2 separate regions of the Mus musculus genome follow, and region 2 is linked to region 1. Evidence: chromatin loops called from intact Hi-C (ENCODE). Cell type or tissue: heart. All regions are shown on one strand.

Evidence for each region. A loop is a pair of places that touch in the nucleus more often than their neighbours do. Peaks named below come from ENCODE experiments on the same cell type or tissue, not always from the same donor. Only the 100,000 strongest peaks of a DNase experiment are listed, where the experiment ranks them.
Region 2: a loop joins it to region 1, with 2.9 times the contacts of the local background. A loop is called at or near these places in 5 of 42 quality-filtered maps.

Annotation. Positions count from the first base shown.
Region 1 is chr6:36,003,590-36,006,089 of GRCm38, forward strand. No RefSeq gene overlaps it. Among named protein-coding and RNA genes, the nearest start is that of Gm38790, 5.1 kb to the left of the region's middle. In heart, a CTCF peak has its summit at 1,303 (motif pointing right); no DNase peak of the experiment used is centred here.
Region 2 is chr6:35,378,627-35,381,126 of GRCm38, forward strand. No RefSeq gene overlaps it. Among named protein-coding and RNA genes, the nearest start is that of Gm38789, 33 kb to the right of the region's middle. In heart, a CTCF peak has its summit at 1,463 (motif pointing right); a DNase peak (open chromatin) is centred at 1,425; H3K4me3 peaks cover 857 bases; H3K27ac peaks cover 1,186 bases.

The sequences.
Region 1 (2,500 bases):
AGATAAATAAAATGTGAGTCTTCAAAGAATAAACCATGCTTCTGAACTTTGTCCCAGCCTTCTAATTAGCCTCTCTCCCCAATTGTCACTCTGGCTTCTGGTGTTTGCTCCTCACCCTGTGTTCTCACTACTCTTGCATGTGGCATTTCCTCATGAGTACACAGTATCACTGGAGAGGATGATCTAGTCATTTACTAAGTCTCTAAGACAAATTTGTCTTCTTTTGGAAACCCTGAGTAGACTTCTAATTTCAAAAATGGGTTCAAGGTTGTGCTGAAGAGAGGAACACACACACATTGTATGGAGCAAGGCTTTCTTAAACAGCTGGCTGCTGTATGTATGCAGTTAGGCTTGTGTGTGTCTTAGGGTTTGAGAGGAGTAAAAAAATTATGCTTTAAATGAGGAAGGGCATAAGCATCTATGGCAATAACATAATACAGGACAATGAACAGGAAGTAAAATGGATAGCAAATCACTCTTATGTGGCCCCTCAAAAAATTGTATAGTAATTCATTTTTACCAAGGAGAAATAGCATCTAGAAAGAATTGTTGGTAAGGGGTGCCATCCTAAGTTTGACTAATTTTAAAATGACACTCTTGTACCTACTTCTATGGTTAACCTACTTACATCTATATTTCTATATTTACAAGATATTTTTAGAACTAGCTTTATTTTCTTATTTAGTTATCTGACTTTTTTGTTTCTCTCTCTCTCTCTCTCTCTCTCTCTCTCTCTCTCTCTCTCGTGTGTGTGTGCATTCTTGAGTCTAGGGATTTTAAAGACCCATTTTTAGTACTTCAGTTTGTTAGCAATGAGTCTGAAGTTAGATATTAAAATTTCACCTAAGAGTGTTTACTTAGAAGCTCTGAGAGTGCACTGGACAAGTGTGAAAAGTGATCGACAAGCAGAGAAATGTCATGGAATTATTTCTTTTTATCCATTCACTTACATGCTTTCTTGCTATTGTTGGTTTCAGTGTCCAATGGACTAGCAGGTTTCAGGAACCAAAATGGATAGGTACAATACAGTTTTCCTGGTATGAAGGTTGTGTGATGTAAATTGCATTTATTTAACCACTTAGCATAGTGCCTAACAGAGAGGAATCAGGACTCATTCCTAAACTCACCAAGTACCACAGTGCTCCTCATGTAATTCTCAGTGTTGGGACTCTATTCTCAAGTCTTGTGCCTTTGATACAGTATCAGATAAGATTCAGACCAGGCCACAAATGCAAGCAATGCTGAATGGGACTCTCTGACCTAGTAAAAGAAACTTGCAGCTGAAAAGCTTGTCCACTAGAGGGCAGAGCTCTTAAGTTGCAAGCTGTGATCTAGTACAGTAGGTAATGGGATTCTATCAGATGTTGTTTGTTTTGCCCATGCTTTGTTCCAAACCATAGTAACAGAGTGCGTGAAAGACATGCTTAATCCCAGGTGTGCAGAATAAAAGTTTCACTTTTCCCTTCTTAGCAAAGCATTTCTTTCCTGAGAAATGTGTTGTAAATCTTGACACCCTTAGAATATGCTGTCTGACTACTGAAGCATTTCCTTGTATCTAATATTGGTTGGAGCAGCAAGGAGAGAGGCAATGGTAGCTCTATTTCCCAACCTCATTATCTCTGTTGACCTAACATACTGGAGGTCTAGGAACCTCCCTTGCTAGAGTTGATGAAAATTAAAGCATGAAATAACAGTTCAGGGAAATTGTCCAAGGCACAGAACATCAAACTTGGAAATGATTTTAGCGTGCACAGTCTTCATTTTATTGATAATAAAATGAAGTCTGAGACCAGGAACTGACTTTTTATTAAGTACACAGCTAGTAATCTAAGACACAAACCAGGCCTAGAACCAGGTCTCATTTTTATACACCATTCCACCTTGCTCATCAACCTGAGAAATATTTGGGTGACCCTGGTTCACAAAGCCCCTCAGTGTCCTGATTAGAGAACCCTGATGAGATGCATCGTACAGATACAGTTGACTCGGCATTAATAAATACTATGGTTATACCAAATCAATTCATCTTCTATTGGATTGGATCTTACTTTTAAGAACACCTTAGAGATGCATGCTTCTTCATTGCTAGGCTTTATAAGTGGGGAATTTACAGTTGAGAAGTTATATGATCGTGTTGGTCGGCTGATGTTGATTAAGCAACCTCATCTTGATTTAGTTGAGAAACAGAGGATCAGGTATGGACTGGGGTTGTGTGTATGGGTAATAGTTTTCTGCCCTTTTAAATCTGATGATAATGAACCACTGATGGGCTCTAAAATTAGATGTTAGAGTAGGAATTGCAGCATACAACACAAGGCTTATTCAACTTGCAGTGAAATAGTGTAAGCGATGATTCCAAGCACAAGCGATGCCTTGAGTTGAGAGCAGGTTGGTGTGGTTCCACTGTGTGATGAACTCCCAGGGCTGCTCAGCACTTCAAACCTCATTCTAACCCCTCAGCTCATATAGGCTAGACAGTTCCTTAGTAAATTTACCTAAA
Region 2 (2,500 bases), 620 kb before region 1:
CGCTGGCCATAGGGCTCTACCTCCTGTGACTCTCTGGAATGAAGAACCTCAGAACAGAACCTGTGACAATGTTCACCAGCTTGAGAAATAGGAAGTAGTTTCTGTGTAGCACCATCCTGCCACTAGCCAGCCTGGCCATTCTTAGAGGGTTTATTATTAAAAAGTAACCATCTTTACCCAGCGCCAAATAGCTATCTAAGGGAAAAACTCAACCGTGTGGATGTTCTTTCCCAGTGTTGTGTCATCCAAACATTTGGCCCCAGAGAGAATCCGGCATATGTGTGTATTTAGCACACAGACACCCAAGCTTTTGGACAAGAAACAGAAAACTCAGCAAACACAGGGAATCCTGGCATTTGTAGAAAGGAAAGTCGCAAGGCCGAGGAGTCTGTGGGTGGTTTCGGGCCAATGTCAACAGCCCCAGTATCTCTGAGAGCAGTAGAGACTCTGGTGAGAGACTCATCCCAGCCTAATGAAGTGAGGATAGGTGGCAGGGTCAACACTCACCTCCCCGAATGACCGCTCTGCCCTTTCTAGCTTCTGGGCTAAGGAGCATGTGTCAACTTGCATAGCCCCCAGCAGTCTGCTTTCTTGGCTCTGGCTTACCTTGGAAGGCAAAAATAAGTTCTTTGTTCCAGCATACCACAGCTACTTAGATGTGGAAACTTAGCCTTCTTAAGATCAAAATCCCATTACTCACCCTGCCTGCTACTATATTGGAAAGCTTGTGGCCCACAATTAGCACTGCTATAAGTAGGCTGGCTAAAAACGTACCTATCTTTGAAAAGGTGATGATGACCAGCCAGGAGCTAGCACATCTGGCCCGAGGTTTGGCATACGCATGCAGAACTATACTCAAGGCAGACTGTTTTGCAAGCTTTAGTCTTCATTGCCTCTCAGGGACAGTAGACAGAGAAAGGATTGGGGTCTCTGAGCTATCTGCCTCCTCTCACCTAGATGACTCCAAAGAAAATACATTGCCTTTGTCAGGCTGAGATTGATTAACATGACATGGTCTAGCCAGCTGTTAGGTTCTGTAACCTGCCACCCCCTGCCTCTGTCTCCCGTCTTCAGCTACATAATGAGGCTCTGTCTTAAAAAGCAAGGAGCTGGGAGTGTGGCTCGGTGGTTGAGTGCAAGAGCACAAAGCTCTGGGTTGGAGCTCCAGCACAGTCACAAAGAAAACCAGAAAAAGAAAAAAAAAATTCACATGGTTTCTTGCTAAGGGGGCATACCCCGAACGTTGCTTCCCTGTTCGCGATCCCTTACAGTCTAGGCTGGAAGAATTCTGTTTCTCAGAAGGCCCATTCTTCATCCAAAACATCAACAACCCCCCACTGCCTTTGAACATCGAATCAGAGCAAAGCAAACAAGGGAACCAGAGCGACCCATAGTGAAAGCGGGAGGGGCCTCGCGCTGGTTGCCGGCAGCAGGTGGCGCCCTTGGGTCACCCTCTTCAGTCTCTAGCAGAACAGTGCCTCCTATCTGTCAAAACCCTTAACTTGTCTTTCTCAGCCTTGAGTGTTCCAGCTTGCTGACTCTCTCAGCTTAGGAACTCCCTCCTTCCCTCCTCAGGCAGGGCCCACATGCTGTCCTTGCAATGGGCAAGGAGTTGCATTTCTGGGTGGATGGAAGCACATTTATTATACCACACACAGCGGAAAGAAAACAATTCCACCCAGTTCCCCTTTCTTTAATTAAAAAAATATTATTGTTGCTGTTATTATTATTCCTATTATTATTACTACTACTATTACTTATTATTTGTGTGTGTGTGTGTGTGTGTGTGTATGGTTATTTTGCCTGAATGTATTTCTGTACACCACATACATGCCTGGTGCCTACAGATCCCCTGGAACTGGAGTTCTAGATAGTTGTATAGAGTCATGAGGGTGCTGAGGAATTGTGCCCAGGTCCTCTGGAAGAGCAGCCAGTGCTCTTAACTACTGGTAGTAGATGGTTACAGAGTCGCTTCAAGGATGAAATCAGGTCTTTGCATATGCCTGGCATACCTGTCTTCTGAGAGGCTCTACCAGCAGCTGATCGAGACAGAGGCAGATAATTACACCCAACCATTGGACTGAATTAAGGTTGAATTAAAGGAAAGATTGAAGAATCTGAAAGGGAGGGCGACCTCATAGGAAGACCAGCAGACTCGACTAACACAGAACCCAGGGAGCTCCCAGAGACGGAGCCACCAACCAGGAGCATACACAGCCAGGTCTGAGGCCCCTGGCACATATACAGCGGAGGTCTGCCTGGTCTGGCCTCAGTGGGAGAAGATGCACTTACTCCTCCAAGAGACTTGAGGACCCAGGGAAGGGGGAGGCCTGCTGGAGGTTGGGAGCACCCTCTGGGAGGCAAGTGGGAGGAGGAATAGGATGAGGAATGGTGGGTCGGAGGGACGGGGGGGTGGGGGAGGAGGTCAACGACTGGAATATAAATAAATAAAATAACTTAAAAAAGAAAGGAAGAACGGAAAAAAGTGGAGTGGCATATG